Linked DNA regions of Homo sapiens: region 1 is linked to region 2. The links are chromatin loops, found by intact Hi-C in ENCODE. Cell type or tissue: OCI-LY7. All regions are shown on one strand. Each heading gives the region's core, and the rest is flanking DNA. Links, peaks and the distances in the headings are about the cores only.

Region 1 (8,817 bases), core at 186-8,185, 55 kb after region 2:
GATGTGTGAACAGAGATGATGGATGGTGAACTACAGAGACAGGCTGGGCTCTCAGGTCTCTGGGCCACGGAAGGAGTGTGTCCTGTAACCAGCACAGGACACAGCTCAGTAAGAACCATATACTCCAAGGAGCTCGGGGCTTGGAGCTGGGCCCTGTGCTCACTGATGGGGACTCAGCAGCTGTGTCCTTTCTGGCCTGGCAGAGTCCCCTGAGCAGGGACCTGTGTATGGTCTCAGCAGGTGCTTCCTCCCAGGGCCCTCCCAAGGCGGGAAGTAAACCTTCCTCCTCCTCAGGCTGCAGTGTGAGCTGAGCTCCAGCTCCAGGGCTCAGGGAGGGGCTGGGCAGTCCCCTGATGGAAACACACTTGCATGAGCAGCCCCTCCTCTGCAGAGGGTGGGGAAGAAAAGGATGCCTGGGGCAGTCCAGCCCCACGGTGTGGTGGGGTCAGGGGCTGTGTCCACCATGGACTTGACTCCTCCCCTCCTTGTGATCCTGTCTCACTGTACGTGTCGGGACGGGCCTCAAAGACCAGCCTACATCAGAAACTTTGACTGAGGCCCCTGAGAAATGTTACCCTGAACTCTGCCTTAGTATCTGGATGTGTCTTTTCACCTGATAGAGTTATAAAGATTTTCCCAGTTAAAAACAAAAGCAAAGCTCTGCCAGACTCGTGTTCGTGGCTCCAAATCTGCTTCAGCCACTGAGCAGGAGCTGAGAGGGAAGAGAGAGAGAAGAACACAAGATCCATATGGGGAAGGATTTCTATGAGGGTGTGGCAGTGAGAGCGGGTGGCAAGTTGCCAAAGAGGCCTAAGCCACAGAAGTGGGTTTCATGTGGGACTTTCGGAATGAGCAGGAGGGCGATGGGTGGAGGGTGAGGGTCAGAAGATTCTAATCAGAGGTGAGAACCCAAAGATGAGTTATTGGTCATTCAAGTCAAACAGTGAAATTACCTTGGCCTGTGCCTCCAGTCAGTGGAGCAGGGAAGGGGCCAGGATGTGCTTCCTGCAGGTGTTACTGGAAAGGGGTCCTGATTCAGATCCCAAGAGAGGGTTCTTGGATCTCATGCAAGAAATAATTTGGGAGGAGTCTATAAAGTGGAAACAAGTTTATTAAGACAGTAAATGAATAAAGGAATGGCTACTCCATAGACAGGGCAGCACCAAACACTGCTGGTCGGCTATTTGTATAGATAGTCCTTGATCATATGCTAAATAAGGAGTGGATTATTTATTAGCTTTTCAGGAATTCTTTTTAAAAATATAGACCACATAAGGTAACTTGTGGATGTTGCCATAGCATTTCTAACTGTGAGGACAACCAGAGGTCACTTTCCTCACCGTCTTGGTTTCAGTAGGTTTTGGCCGGCTTCTTTAGCGTATCCTGTCTTATCAGCAGGGTCTTTATGACCTGTATCTTGTGATCCCAGTCTGGTTGACTTCCTAGCTCATCCTGTGACTAAGAATGCCTAACCTCCTGGAAATGCAGGCCAGCATGCCTAAGCCTCATTTAATCAAGCCCCTATTCAACATGGAGTCACTCTGGTTCTAACACCTCTGACTTAGGGTGGCTGCAGAGCTGGAGGTGCAGATTGGGGCAGATCAGCCTCCTGAGAAAAGCACACAGAGCCACTGCGGGGCTGTGAGGTGGGAGAGATGAACTCACATTGGCATTTGATCAGTGACTCTCCAGCTGTAATGAGAATAGAATGGAGAGGCCTGGGACAGGAAGACAGGATGTGGTTGCTCATGCCATCCTGGTGGGAAGATCTAGGTGAGTTACTGTGGGGTAAAGAGGAGAGAGCAGATTCCTTGTCACTTTATGCTGTAGAATACATTGGACATGGAGAGGGCTTGGAGCTTGTGTGTGAGAAAAGCAGATCTATCTCGGCTGACTCCCAACAAACTGGCTGAGAATTTAGATGGAGGATTATTATTAAATAAAAGAGGAAGACTGAAATGAATATTGTCATCGTATTTTTTTACCCAGGGTTGGGATAGGTGGAAATGTGTGTGTGTGTGTGTGTGTGTGTGTGTGTGTTTAAATATTCACTAATTTTTCAATTCAAAAATATTTACTGCGTGACTACTAAGTAATAATATTATACAGGTTTTAGCGTTACCATGGAGAATCAAATTGTCAAGGTCACAGGCATCTTTTTGTTTTGTGTGGATCACTGTGAAAGATACTATGCTAAATTTTTTCTGAATCATGCAGATGAAAGCATTAAACACATACACAAACATTTACGTTTGTGTGTGTGTTGTGTGTGTGTGTGTGTGTATGTGTAATCTATCTCAGCATACAATGCCACTGAAACTACACTTGCGGATTAGGTCCTCGGAAAAATAATCGTGTTAACATTCACGATGCAAATAGAATGGTACCTGACACAAAGTAAGTGCTATAAAAGAATACTTGAGGCTGGGCGCGGTGGCTTATGCCTGTAATCCCAGCACTTTGGGAGGCCGAGGCCGGTGGATCACCTGAGGTCAGGAGTTTGAGACCAGCTTGGGCAACACGGTGAAACCCCGTCTCTACTAAAAATACAAAAATTAGTCAGGTGTGGTGATGGGTGCCTGTAATGCCAGCTACTCGGGAGGCTTAGGCAGGAGAATCGCTTGAACCTGGGAGGCGGAGGTTCAACAAGAGCAAAGCCCATTCTCAAAAACAAAAAATTTGAATGGTTAAATCACATTGGACTGTGAGTAAAGGGCTTAGACAAGGTGTCTCGGAACTTTTGGGTCATCTTCTTGATCTTTCCATAAAACTCTAACCCTTCTATTCTTAACCTCCCCCATTCCCAATTTCACCCTGATGTGCACATCCTACCTGGTGCCTAGTCATCCCGGTGGCCCCTCTCTGGGCTGTATCTAGGGAGAGTGGTGACCTTGGTCATCTTCCTCAGGTCCAAGTATCCATAAGAGAAGCAGACTTTTCTCTCTTTCATAATGATGGTCTCTTCTTGAATAATTTCCCTGTGCATTTTCATTAAGGGTCTCACCCCATCAAGGGTGTGATGAGGACAGTGATGAGGGTCACGGAGCCCGGCCTCCCACGGGGGGATGTGGGGTATGATGAGAGAGAGAAGCAGGTGCCCTCAGGCCCATATGGAGGCTGGGGAGGGTTGTTAACCCTCCTGCCCTCCTGGCCACTGGGTGCAGGACATGTTCTCTCTGAGGCTCACTCACCTATGGCCCCAACCACACAAAAATCTAAATGGGGAAGAAGCAGAGGATGACTTCATGCTGAGGAGGCCCATCTTGCAGCGAGAAATGTGCTGTGGTGAGCACCTGCAGCACAAAGAGCCTGGGGTGGGGGTGGAGGGGCGTGAGCGCTGCCTCTGTGTGGGGATGGTGTGCGCAAGGCAGTGCTGAGGACCTTCAAGCCAGTCAGGAATGAACCTGGGCTCTGAGACAGTGGAGGGAAGTGTGGCCTGTCCCTGAGGGTCTGTGGGGGTTTCAACTGGGAAACCAGGCCCTGGACCCCTACCCTGGGCCCTCTGCTCTGTGCTTTCTGGGGCCCAGCAGCTGGGACCTCCCAGGAGCAGAAGAGGCTCCTCTAGCCCCACCCCACACTCAACTTTCCCCAAGTTCAGGCCCAGGGATAGCAGGGGGAGGGGTGTGATTTGCATGAAGGGTGCTCTGTGCCCTCTTAGGAGGAGAGGATAAGAGAGACTCTGTGCAGTTCTGCTCAGCTGTGGGCTTAGGAAGCAGAGCCTGGGGCATCTCCACCATGGCCTGGACCCCTCTCCTCCTCCAGCTTCTCACCCTCTGCTCAGGTGACTGCCTGTGGAATGCCAAAGTGATTATTGGGGACACATGGGATGACTTTTCTCTTATATTTTAACATTGTGGGGTGGGTAGTGAACCCAGACTCACCTCTCTGTGCCTGCCTCCTCTGTTCCAGGGTCCTGGGCACAGTCTGCGCTGACCCAGGAAGCCTCGGTGTCAGGGACCGTGGGACAGAAGGTCACCCTCTCCTGTACTGGAAACAGCAACAACGTTGGAAGTTATGCTGTGGGCTGGTACCAACAGATTTCTCACGGTGCTCCCAAAACTGTGATGTTTGGAAATTCTCTGCCCTCAGGGATCCCTGACCGCTTCTCTGGCTCAAAGTCTGGGACCACAGCCTCCCTGACTATCTCGGGCCTCTAGCCTGAGGACGAGGCTGATTATTACTGTTCAACATGGGACTACAGCCTCAGTGCTCACACAGTGCTGCAGGCACATGGGGAACCGAGACAAAAACCTGCCCTTGGCCTGTCCCGAGGCTGATCACTCCATACTTGCCTATGACAAACAAAGAGGGTGCCTGTGGCTGATCGTACAGTTTAAGCAAGGGAGGAAGTGAGACTCAGCCACAGGCCCCTGCAAAGGGTCAGCGGGCCTTGTTCCCACATTGTCTCTATTTGAAAAAGTGAGATAAATTTCACTTCGTATAAAATGTACAATTAAATTGTCTTATTGTGTTTACAGAATTATGCATCTATCACCATAATCTAATTTTAAAACGTTTTCATCACCCCACAAAAAAACCCCCACAATTAGCAGCCACCCTTCACCCTTTCTCCCCAGCCACTGGTCATTGCTAAAGACTTTCTGTAAAGAACATGCATTTAAAGACCTAAGAAACTCAGTGATGCCAAACAGCTAGGTTTTTCAAATGCCCAAGCATGTAATAATAGATTACTGAAACCAAAGATAAAGACACAATTATGAAAGCAGACAGAAAGCTTTATAATATATACAGAAAATCAACAATTCAAACAATGAGAGGTATTTTATGAGTATACATTGAGGCCAAATGGCAGTGTTATGTTCTTACAAAGTCAAAAGAAAGAAAGAAAGAACTGTTGAGTCATAATGCTATATCCAGGTAAAGATTTTTTTTTTTTAAAAAAGGTAAAAAATAAGACTTTGTCAGATGAAGAAAACCTGAAAGAATTCATCTAAAAAAAATCAAAACAAATCAACTCTAAGAGAAAATTTTCAGGTGGAAGATAAATGATAATGGAAACATTGAACCCAAAGAATGCAGGAAGAATAACCAATAAATATAGTAGTAAAAGACCAAATTTTTAGCTCTACAGTTCTGGAAAATATGCATATCAAAAGCTAAGTTATAGCATTTTTGATATAATTTCTACTTATGAAAAATATTATATATACATATATACACATATATACATATATATACACACACACACACACACACACACACACACACACACACACACATATATATATATACATGAAACTTCAACCAAAAGAAGGAACTGTAAGGGGTCTACATGACTGGGAAAATATTAGGCCTATTATTAAATCTAAATAGATCATGAATAGTTACATGTACATGTTGTAATCTTTACAGCAACCAATGTAAAACTGTGCAGAGATACCAATATAAAATCAATATAAAAATCAAAAGAGCCCACTAAATAATACTCAAATAATCCAGAAGTAGCAGAAACAGGGTGGAGAGGAACAAAAGTTATAAAGAGAAAAAGGAAACTTACACTAAAATTGTAAGCTTAAATCCAACCATGTGAATAATTTCATTAAATGTAAATGAACTAAGCACATATATTAAACACAGAGTTTGTCACACTGAGAAAAATAAAAAACAAGAGACAAGCATGCGATTCTATAATAAACTCTAAATAGAAGTATATACACAAAAGTAAAATGATAACACAAATAAACACCTAGTTAAAATGGCATAAAGCATTACTTCAATGTTAATTGCATCATTCTGATTTTCTAAATTGCATATTGTGTTGTAAGATGCCACTTTTGAGGAAAACTGGTTGAAGTGTAACTAAACCTTTATTACATATTTTTTCACCTTAATGTGTATCTATAATTATGTTTACAGAAAACATTAAATGAAAGTAAAAGGATGGAAAAGTTTTATCATGTAATCCTGAATTAATAACACAAACATATAGTGTGGATATTTCTTTGCGTTTCTTTTTTGTTGTTGTCGTTGTTTTTTGAAAAAGTCTCATTCTGTTGCCCAGACTGGAGTGCAGTGGCACAATCTCGGTTCACTGCAACCTCTGCCTCCCAGATTCAAGTGATTCTCCTGCCTCAGCCTCCTGAGTAGCCGGGATACAGGCGCCCGCCACCACACCCAGCTAATTTTTGTATTTTTAGTAGAGATGGGGTTTTGCCATGTGGGCGAGGTTGGTCTCGAACTTCTGACCTCAGGTGATGTGTTCACCTCGGCCTCCCAAAGAGCTGGAATTACAGGCATAAGCCACAACGCCTGGCCTTTTTTTGTTTTGTTTTGTTTTTGAGACAGTGTCTCACTCTGTTGCCCAGGCTGGAGTGCAGTGGTGCAATCATGGCTCACTGCAGCCTCAAACTCCCAGGCTCAAGCAATCCTCCCACCTCAGCTTCACAAGTAGCTAAGCCTACGGGCACGCACCACCATGCCTGGCTAATTTTGCTTATTTTTTGTAGAGACAAGATCTCACTATGTTGCCCAGGCTGGTCTGTAACTACTGGGCTCAACTGATCCTCCTGCTTTGGCCTCCCAAATTGCTGGAATTACAGGCATAAGCCACCACACCTGGCCCAGTATGGATAATTCATGGGTAAAAAATGTAATACTTGAAAAACAAATTAGATGTTTTCTTATTATTTCCACATAGCAGAGTACTAACTGTAGGACATTGGGATGTACTTTTGAATAAGAAATGAAGGTTTAAAAAAAGATAAAATAAAACAAAATAAGTGCCTAAAACTGACTGGTGAGGGGTTTACCCAATGCATGAGCAGTAGAAAGAATTTAATTTTTTGCATCCAGGATACTAAAAAGTGGAAAGATAGATTTCTTTTTTTTCCTGTTTTACTTCTTTTGGGTTGCTCTATTTGATCTAATTAAAAAGCCTATTACTCCTATGCTATGCTGATGGAAGAGAAGTCTTCTCTAACTTAGTCCCAGTGAGATTGCCTCCTCTGGGCCAACAATGCTCATCTAGAACTTGGAATTTCGATAAATCCATTCTGAGGTGATGAGCAGCAGCAGCACCAGAAAAGTTGATCCAGGCCATCTAGGACCCTCCAGGGAAGGGCTCAGGCCTGTCAAAGAGGCCTGATAGAAACTGGGGCCTGCAGTCAGTCAGGGACATTGAAGCTCTCCTGACACGGTCCCACCAGCTGGGAAAACACTCGGGGTCTCCCTCGGGTTTGATCAGATGGCAAGTTCCCCATTCCCTGATTGGCCCAAAGCTTTGACCTGTTGGACCCGGGGCCTATCAAAGGCCAGGTGTCCTCTCCCCATTGGAAACCTCCCTAGGCTCAACTCTTCTCTTCTCATTCTCCTGCTGGCCTGGGAGCATCCAGGCCAAGGGGTGAGGTGGGGACAGCCCTACATTAAGTTTTTATTTCAAGGTAGAAAATCTGTCCCCTTGATTGTTTGGGAAACTATAAAAAGACTAGGGCAGCTCAGGGTCTAAAATACAGCTTCAGGGAGTACAGAGTTAGAGTGCAGAAACTTCAATTCCATTTACTCTCTAGCAATTTACCTAATATCAAAACATACAGTTATGTTATGTTTACAAATATGCACGCACCTCTATTAATATGTGTTCATAAGTACATACACATGCACCATTACGTTTACACATACATGCATGTAACACCAACTGATGTAAAAATCATTGTTTTATGTACTCAGTTTTCCTTTGAGTTTACCCTCTTTTCTCTACTTTTTAAAATATTTATTTCTAATTTGGGGAGCTACTAACTGAGATTATTTTTCATCTCACTGAAAAACAGTTTTAGAATTTCCTGTAGAGCAGTTCTGCTGGTGGCAAATTCCATCGGGTTTTGTCTGAAAAGTAGCCATTTTCTCCTATTTTTTCTGTTTATTATATAGAAAGATAACTTATATAAAGTAAAATTCACAGGTCTTAATTATACAGTTTGATGGTTTTTACAAATGCAGATGCTCATGTAGCCAACAGTCCGATCCATTCTCACAACATCTCCATTACTGCAGAATGGAGACATTCTGTTCCAGTCAATGTAAATTATCCCATTACACCTACCAAATAGAACGTGTATGAGAGACACCTTTCTCCTGAGGACTTTTGCAAAGTGGGGTGGATCATGTGTCCCGCTCCCACTGAAAAGGGCTAAATGGAAAACTAAAGTCTGAAATAAAATAGGAGGCTGCCCTGACGAGGGGTCCCACTTTGCCCTTGGACAGAGAACAGGCCGTGGTCAAGGCCCTGGTCCGGGCAGAAGCCTCTGTCAGGACCCACTGGCATCTGGTCACAGACACGATGGACCTGGGCCTAGGCAGAAGGGGGTGCTGTTGGTCTGCTGCTGAGGGCTCTGTGGGTTTCTCAGCTGGGAAACCAAACACTTGAACTTGGTCTCCACGCAGGGTTCACTGGGGCCAGCAGCTGGGCTCTCTCTGCACCCTTGGAGAGCCTCAGGCCAGGCCCAGCCCAGGTAACCCCTCCCAGAAATGTCACCCCACCACTGGGACTGACACTCAGGCACACGGAGTGATTTGGTTGGGCAGAGGAAGAGGAGCACATTTGCATGAAGGGCCCCTCTCTCTCCTCTGGGACTACAGGGTGGGTAAGAAATACCTGCAACTGTCAGCCTCAGCAGAGCTCTGGGGAGTCTGCACCATGGCTTGGACCCCACTCCTCTTCCTCACCCTCCTCCTCCACTGCACAGGTCAGGATGGCCCTCAGCACCCTGACCTCCAGCTCACTGATACCACCTCCCAAACTTATGCCAGGAATGTCCTTCCCTCTTTTCTTGACTCCAGCCGGTAATGGGTGTCTGTGTT
Region 2 (8,817 bases), core at 520-8,519:
AAGCCCTGAGTAAGAAACATAATCCCATAAAAGCACGCAAGCTGATTGCAATTGGAATCTCAAGACTTTCCCCTGCTAGCTGTGACCTTGGGCAAGTTCATCAGTGTGCACCAAGGTCCCTCTACAGTTGTTAGTTTGAATCTCTGTGTGAAATGGAGTCCTGCCACACGGAGGTAATGCCTAGCGGGTCACGTGGAAAGGGGAGAGTGGAAGGGGTCCGACAAGGTCACAGGTGTGGACAGTGCCTGGTATGGAGCGGGCATGCAGTACACTGTGACTATTGCACTGGGCAGAAATATCTTAGGAGTATATGAGGGAGTAACCATTCAGCTTTCCAAAAAGATGTCTGTGTTTCAGAAAGGGGGAGAAAGACGTGGACTAGGATCACAGGCTGTTCCTCCAGCGGGAGGCATCCAAGGGCCACCCTCACCCAAGGCAACTGTGATAGATGTGGGTGGAGCAGGCACACCTGGGCTTCCTTCTCCAGCTTTGTCATGTTTAAAAACATCTGTGCGATCTCCCGGTCAAACACTCTTACTCGGTCCCAGTCCAAAAGGAGAGATCTGTCTTTGTCAGTGTTAACCTGCAGGAAAAAGGATAAAGGGTGAACGCACAAGAAAAAGTCTCCAGGTGAGCCCAACGCCAGGAAGAACCAGGACAGATGAAGCTGGTCCTTGTCTGGGAGCCAAATAGCCCTGGCTGTAATGGCTCACAGCTGTACCTGTTCAGGTGGGCAGATACGCAAGCTGACATCTGGCCCTCTCCACCACTTGCCCCAAAACCAGGCAGCCAGTCTCAGGAAGGTGGCCCAAAGCTGAGGCTGATGTGTCCCTAAGAAGCACCTGAGCCCCTACTTCTCACACCACCCCTGCCTATCCCCAGTGCCTGGCCAGTGGTAGGTATGGCCACCGCCAGGGTCCCAAGCCCCGTGTCAGCCACAGCAGCTCCAAGACAGTGTCTCACTGTGTTGCTAGGCTGGAGTGCAGTGGCACGATCGTAGCTCACTGTAGCCTTGGACTCCTGGCCTCAAGCAATCCTCTTGCCTCAGCCTCCCAGGTTGTTGGGATTACAGACATCAGTCACTGTGCCTAGCTGTATTAAGTCTTACAGTGAGCTTCTGTGGAGGCTTTTATTTGAAGAAAGGGTTCTAGGAATTTTAAAAAGTTTGAAAGCCAATGGTCTCAGTCCAGTGCTTGGACCTGACCACTGAAGCCACTGATTCCTGTGGGGTGACCTCACCCTGCACTGCCAGAGCTGAACTCATTCCCACTTATCCAGATTCAGCATATACAGGCCCAGTCTCTTCCCACTGCCCCCATGAAGGCTGGGGTCCCTCAGCCCTAGGCACCACAGACCACTTCCAGGTACAGCCGTCCACACTTCTGCCCTCAGCCCGGGGCCTGCCGGCTGATGATGATGGAAGACTCTCAGAATCCATGCCCCAAACCCAGAAAGCCCCAGCATGAATAGAGAAAGGCAAGGAACCTTGGCCTGCAGCACCCAGTAGGTCTCTGGTTTGAAGGACTGGATTTTATCATGTCTCTCCACACAGAATCCCAGGGTTGGAGTCTGACACGGCCCAAAGGAGATGAGAGAGCTGTCTAAATCACCGTATTTCCCCTGGAAATATTTAGTCTGAAACCTGGAGGGAGTGGAAAGATATTTTGGTCACTGATTCACTCAAGACACTATTATGGCCACCCATGTGAGTCCAGCCCAAGGCCAGGGGTGGTGCATGAAGGAGGTGGCATCAGGTGGTGTCCCCACTTAGAAGCCAGTGGGAGCAGAGTGGGCATAGCCTTAGGGAGGATTCATGTGTGTACATGGGTGACAGAGCCAGTGAGAGAGGAGACAGAGGTTTCTACTGTCTCAGGCCAGGGAGCCTTCTATTCTATTCCATCTACTGCACACTCTCCTCAGGACCCCCAGAGCACAGACAAACACACTTTATCAAGCAGGGCATATGTGATCTCTGTCAGCTAAATAAACAATTTTCTTTAGGTCTCTTTTGTTTTTGTAGAGACAGGGTCTTGCTGTATTGCCCAGCAGGAGTGCATTAATGGGGATTCACAGATCATTGCAGCCTTGAACTCCTGGGCTCAAGTGATCCTCCCACCTCAGCCTCCCAAGTAACTGGGACTACAGGCTCACACCACCACACCCAGCTAATTAAAACAAAATGTTTGGACAGGCACAGTGGCTCATACCTGTAATCCCAGCATTTTGGGAAGCTGAGGTGGGCGGATCACCTGAGGTCAGGAGTTCGAGACCAGCCTGGCCAACATGGTGAAACCCCGTCTCTACTAAAAGTATAAAAATTAGCCGGGAGTGGTGGCAGGAGCCTGTAATCCCAGCTAGTTGGGAGGCTGAGGCATGAGAATCACTTGAACCCAGGAGGCAGAGGTTGCAGTGAGCTGAGATTGTGCCACTGCACTCCAGCCTGGATGACAGAGTAAGACTCTGTCTCAAAAAACAAACAAACAAAAAAATAAATAAATTTTTGTTTAGCCTGGGCGCAGTGGCTCACATGTGTAATCCCAGCACTTTGGGAAGCCAAGGTGGGCAGATTGCTTGAGCTCAGGAGTTTGAGACCAGCCTGGGCAATACAGTAAAACCCTGTCTCTACAAAATGCATAAAAATTAGCCAGGCATAGTGGTGCACACCTGTAGCACCTGTAGTGGAAGGCTCAGGTAGGAGGATCTCTTGAGCCTGGGAGGCAGAGGTTGCAGTGAGCTGAGATTGTACCACTGCATTCCAGCCTAGGCAACAGAACAAGACTCTGTCTCAAAAAAATAATTTTTTTTTTTTTTTTTTTTGTAGAGATGGGGTCTTGTTATGCTGCCCAGGCTGGTCTCAAACTGCCAACCTCAAGCAATCCTCCTATCCTGGTCTCCCAAAGTGCAGGGATTACAGGTGTTAGCCACTGTGCCTGGCCTTCTTCAGGGTTGGTGAAATCCCCTGTTGCTCATCCTGGCTCGAGGAGGCCTAGGGGCCCCGGAGGGGGACCAGTAGAGGCAGGTCTCTGGCTGAGGGAGAGTGAGGGTGTGCCCAGGACTCTGCGGGTGTGGCCAGCACCTGGTGAATGCACAGCCGATTCGCAGGTCCAGCTCCTGGCGAGCATCCACTGAGAGCGCCTCGTTGTGGTCAGGCTCGCCTAGGCAGGCCATGGCATTACAGATGTCTGTGTCCGTGATGGAGCTAAACCTGGCCCGGAACACGGTCTTCTCGCCACCATGGGCCTTGTTCATGACGGGCAGAACAGCATCAAGAACCTGGGGGTGGGGAGTGGCCAGCTGTGACCCACCTCCCAGATCCCTGCCACAGCTCCCCACCCCACTGTGAAGCCTGGTTCCTTCCAGGAAAGAACACGTGTGCTCGGCTCCCTCTCCTGCCCCTGCCAGACCCTCCTCTATCCCCTTTCCTGCACCTGCCAGACCCTCCTCTATCCCCCTGCCTTTCCAGAAGCCCTGAGCACTCCACAACACCCCACCACATGGCTTCCTTTACTCCCATCTAGAAACATACTCGAACACTCCCTTCTTACTCCCGCCCTCTCTTCTAATCCTCTGCTTTCATCCCCACCAAATCAGGAAATGCTACTGCCAAGTACATGAGGGACCTCTTAGTCCCCAAACCCATCCCATGTGACACGATTCCCTGCCTTCTAGGAGGGAGGGTTTGGAGGGGTGGGTGGAAATTTTAAGAGGCTGAAGAAAAGACAGGGAAGGAAAAAAGAATGAAGGGGAAAGGAAATGGGCAAGAGCAGGAAGGCCACGGGTGGTCCTAGCTTGTGGTGGGGGCAGCTCGGGCTAAAGCACAGCAGGGGTCCTGGAGCCGAGACTCACTAGGAAGGCCGTGCAGTGGGACTAGGGTCGCCGCCGGAGCCTGGCCACGCAGCTTCCTTACTGGGAATAAGTGGCTTCATTTCTGAAGGGAGAAAGCCCCATGAGCTGCCCCCATTCTCCATTCCCAGATGCAAAGGCCCCCAGGGAGGAGCCGCCCTGCAGGGGAGGAGAGGGTATCTGGGAAGAGACAGAGTGTGATCGCATTTGCTGAGGGTGCTGTACTGCAACGCCAGGTGCCTCAGCTCTGTCTCACTGACCAGCTCTTGAGCCACGGGTGAGAGCTGGGGGTACAGGAGCACGGGGGCGACCCATAGAACAACAGTCTGAAGGGCACCAAGTGAGACCAGCAGTCATGGCCACTGTGAGGGCACCATGGCCGGGGCAAGCATGGGGCATGGGGTGTGCACAGGGAGCAGCTGCCACCTGCTTCTCTGCAGGGCTCCCAGGGTTGGCTGGAGGCAGGAGGCATCCTGGATGAGGCAGGAGATGAGCAGAGCGAGGCCTGCAAAAGGAGCTCAGTGCTGAGGTCGGGAATCAACCAGCATCAACCCAAGGTCCCTGAGAAGTCACGCTGGGCACAAGATGCTGAACACCAAGCTGCCCCAAGACAATCCCATTCTGAAACCTGCATCCACCCAGACAATTTGGCCCCTCCTATGTTCACTCATACCGTTGAGGCCTCAGCAAGCGGAGGAACAACTGACCACCTTTAATAGAGCCTATGCAGTTAAAAGTATCTGTGGAGTTTCAGAATAAAGGGAGGGGAGAGGTGTTTTTAAACCGGTACAGTTTACTCCCTCCTTTGGCCCCAGGAGTGATGTGACTGACTGCTGGTGTCAGTTTGGGGCTGGTGTCAGAAAGGCCAAAAGTGAGGAACAAAGTGAGCCTCACACTCACCTCAAAGCAGATGTTCTCCCCCTCCTTGTCGCAGTCCAGCCACAGCACGATGTAGTCGCAGCCTCTGCCCTCCACCTGCCACACAGCACAGGTTCACACGTACCTGCTGCAGACCCGGTCTGTGCCACCCGCCCCCAGTGCTCCCATCCAGGACAGGGCTTGGTCCCAGGCCCTGAACCTCAGTTAGGAGGACTGGTACCTGGGCTGGGTAAGGAGCTGGCTGTGTTGAGGCTGGCTCAGCCAACAGAAAAGAATTGAGTTTATAATTGATGTTTTTTGGACCAAAAAAAAAAGTATAAATGCAACATGATCTTATACCCCAAAACTGCCCAGAAGAAGGGTTAAAATGAAATAACCCTAAATGATAACAGCAGTCGTCTTGGGTAATATGATTATGCATAATTTTTCTGTCTTTCTACTTATCTGCACTTTCTAATTTTCCATAATCTGTATGCATTTGTTTTAAAATTAAGGAGAAAAACCCCCCGACCAAACAAGCTATTTTAAAAGCAGAAGGCCTGCTCTCCAGGACTGAGGGTTGGCAATGGCAACTGCCTTGTGTGTTGGGGGTGCCTGCAGGTGCCTCGTGGGCCAGCAGGGGGCACTCACAGAAAAAGCTAGCAAAGGCCCCCCTGTCCAAGGGGGATTAGGACTCAAGCAAGGGTGGGCAAAGACATGGCAGCTGTGGAGGGTGGGGAGCCCCGGTGTGCTCATGCCCAGGCCAGCCCCACGCACCTGCAGGAACTTCACCATGTTCAGCTTGGGGTTAGCTTCTTTCTTCTCCGTGGGAGCTTGGCTGAACAGTTCTGCGGGGTCCACTTTGTCCCATTTGTTGTATTTTCCTACAAACCAGTCACAGTGACATTGAGTCACAGGAGCTCAGCCTCCGAGACCATCATAACCCCAGGAGGATGTTGGCCTCATCCCACAAATGAGGAGGGGAAAGCTTGGAGAACAATTTGCCCAGGGTCATCCTGATGATCAGAGGCAGAGCCAGGATGTGGGTTCAGGCCTTTGGTAACCCCCTCCCATCCAGCCTCCTTTCTGCTCGGCTGCTGAGCGGACCCACCACACCCCGGCCAACCACAGGAGCCAAGCAAGCTCTCGGGGGGCTGCCACTCTGGCCTCACTTCCGGGACTTTCCCTGTGGCTGGGAGCACCATTCCTGGGCTGGGTCTCTTTGCCTGAGCACTGGACCCCACAATGGTGCCTTCATTGACACTTCCAACCTGAGTTTCTGGAACTTTGTCCTTCCACCCAGCACTCTGTGGGGGCACACATGTGTGCAGTCGTTCCTGTTAAAGGACCATCTTTTTGAGCCTCATGCCCAGCACATTCACCTACTCATCTACAGAGACCCGGTTCTTGCATGCTCAGCTGTCTGGCTTTCTTTTAGGCCCCATTTCTTTTTTTTTCTGAGACAGGGGTCTCGCTCTATCACCCAGGATGAAGTACAGTGATACGATCACGGCTAACTGCAGTCTCGACCTCCCAGCCTCAGTCCATCTTCCCACCTCAGCCTCCCAAGACTACAGGTGCGCACCACCATGCCAGCTGATTTAAAAAGAATTTTGTTTTTTTTTTTTTTTGTAGAGACAGGGGTCTCACTATGTTGTCCAGACTAGTCTTGAACTCCTGGGCTCAAGCGATCCTCCCCAGGCCCCATTTCTTGCATCCTGGGAGAATGGGGTCAGACAGAGCCAAATTCAAATCCCGGCTCCCCACCTGCCAGTTGGAGATAAAACTTGGGGTCCAAATGCTCAGCCACACAACTCAGTCACCATCATTGTCATCACTGTCATCAATGAGCAGCAAGAACAAGGGCTGAGGCTTTGCTGTGTGTCGGGCCCTGTGCTGAGTGCTTTGCCCTCACTGTCACACTGAATCCTTAGCCTTGGGAAGCAGATGGCATTGCTGTGAGACCCATTTCACTATGAGAAGTGTAAACTCAGAGGCCGTCATTGCCCACATCCCCAGCCAGTGAGCCGGCAGAGCAGGGGGAAAAGCCTGGATCAGACTCTTGCCAACCACATGGCCCCAAACCTACACCCAGCAGGTCACTAATACTGGCGCTTCCAAGGTAATTGATAACAGTAACAATATAGGAATGACAACGACAGCCACCAAATGACCGACAGATGACGGTCAACTTGGCAACAGCAGCAGCCTTCTCTTAAATGCCTGCACAGGTCAAGCCCTTCCTAAGATAGGTGCTGCCACTTTGTCTACATAGGAAGGCACACAGGGAATGCAGCGACTAAGGGGTGCCGCTATGATGGGGACCCAGGGCTGAGTTCCAGAGCCTGGGTTCTGGGCACCGCACCAGGGACCCTCTCATTGCTACTTCATGATCTGCTGGCCTTATGACTCATGGAGTTGGGACAAACTTCCCTGCCTAGAGGCATCTCCTGGCTTCAACTGGACCCTGGCCAGTGCCATGCAGAACTCCCTTCAGTAGGATGGAGGGTAGAGGGGCTTACCCAGGAAATCCAGGGTCATCACGTGACCACAGACAGACGTCATCTTGAAGCGCACTGGCTGGCCAGCAAAGGTCCCAGTGTACTCGTGGACTGAGCAGGCCCCGTTCAGCCCTTTGTGTGAGGACAGGCTCCCTGGGGATGAGGAAGCACAAAGTGACTGGCTGCTTCAGCTGAGCTGAAGACCCTGTGGAGACCCCAGCCCGGATGCCACCTCCCAGAGGGCCAGAGTCCTCCTTCCCCAGAGTGGTGAGTGACGACATTCCGCAGACTGGTGCGGGTAGTTGGGCACTGAGAGGTGGGACGGCGCTCAGGGAAAACAGCATCTGCCAACAACCTAGCACAGAGCACTCTCGATGCAGAGCCCCAGGCTGCCGGGAGCCAGGAGCAGGCAGGGGTGGGCTCTTTCTCTGTATTTATGTTTTCACTCTTCAATTCCATTTTTGCCTCACTTCATTGAAACGTTATTCATCGTTTACTAAAACAGACTCCAGATCTACTCTCGGTTACCAGGGACCTTCTAATTATCGAATTCTCACCCTCTCCACTGACCATACTCAGCTGTACTTTCTCAGCTTCTGGGCACCGGGCACCACTTTTGGGGCACCGTCCCCTGCGGACCATGCCTTCTCAGCTGAACGAGGGTCTCTTCCCCTCTCAACTGCTGGACCAAGGGGAGGCCAGGTAGGTGCCTGTCATTTCTGGGTACCCAGCATCTAAAACTCTTCCTATTTGGAGGGAATTCAAAGATAGGGGGAAACAGCACCCTACCAACCACCCCAGTGGCCAGAGTTGGGGGTGAGTGGCAGACATTCCCTCTCGAGCTCCCTGGTGTCTCAGTAGTGCCTGTGGCCATAGCTCAGTCCATTGGCTACTCTGGAGTGACGTGAGGTCCACAGGACAGTGGGAGTATCCAGGGGTGACAATGCCTGGGGCATAGCCTCATCAGACCTTGACTGGGGTGTAGTCCTGGCTGCGTCTCCTTCCTTCCAGGGCTGGTTTCTACTACCTGTACCTAATAGCCCCACCAGGCCCAGCATATGGATAATGACTGTCCTTCAATTTCATTGTAAATTGTGCCTTGTGCCTTATGGGAACCCCAGCTTTGGCACATTGCCAGGAGTGGAAGCAAATGCACCCCACTGTGACATACTGAGATGCTTCATTACCACCTGCCGACCCGAACCAAATCTACCCCAGCCAGGGTGGAATCACATTAGGAAAAAATGTCCTGTAACACATAAACGACCGTGCTTACAGACCAAAGCAGGGCTGGTCTCTCCTACCTCTAGAGAGGATTTTGGCAATTGACTGTGCCAAGGACGGCTTTTCAGCAACCATGAGCACAGTCTTCATTTTGTCTCGGTCCTTCACACTCCAGTTTCGGGGCACTGGCAATGAAAAAGTTTAGACTCCACTCTTCCGCAGCACAGCACTATTACCAATGCTGACTCCTAAAGAGAAGAAAAGACACTCAGGATAGCAATGCTGTCAATAGAACCTACACCACTACAAGGAAAATCACTTTAACAAAGAAAAAACAAGACCAACCTGAGGCAAGAAGAAGAAAAATTAGGGAATTAGGGAAACTTGAAGA

The links. A loop is a pair of places that touch in the nucleus more often than their neighbours do. Peaks named below come from ENCODE experiments on the same cell type or tissue, not always from the same donor. Only the 100,000 strongest peaks of a DNase experiment are listed, where the experiment ranks them.
Region 1: it touches region 2 in a loop (5-fold over the local background); 4 of 110 quality-filtered maps call a loop at or near these places.

The regions. Positions count from the first base shown.
Region 1 is chr22:22,022,341-22,031,157 of GRCh38, forward strand. It overlaps the pseudogene PRAMENP, IGL, the pseudogene IGLVI-70 and IGLV4-69. Among named protein-coding and RNA genes, the nearest start is that of TOP3B, 44 kb to the left of the region's middle. RefSeq lists enhancers at 2,984-3,163, 6,310-6,379, 7,028-7,157, 7,857-8,637, 8,015-8,274 and 2 more and a silencer at 4,264-4,383. In OCI-LY7, for the core only: no CTCF peak of the experiment used is centred there; DNase peaks (open chromatin) are centred at 233, 3,281, 3,631 and 4,271; H3K4me3 peaks cover 3,995 bases; H3K27ac peaks cover 6,499 bases.
Region 2 is chr22:21,967,134-21,975,950 of GRCh38, forward strand. It overlaps TOP3B (DNA topoisomerase III beta), which reads right to left. Exons shown (of 18, transcript NM_001282112.2): 2 at 8,507-8,674; 3 at 7,224-7,355; 4 at 5,479-5,585; 5 at 4,744-4,818; 6 at 3,077-3,273; 7 at 1,486-1,642; 8 at 470-583. The coding sequence starts at 8,576. Among named protein-coding and RNA genes, the nearest start is that of TOP3B, 11 kb to the right of the region's middle. In OCI-LY7, for the core only: CTCF peaks have their summits at 5,340 (motif pointing right) and 5,540; a DNase peak (open chromatin) is centred at 5,318.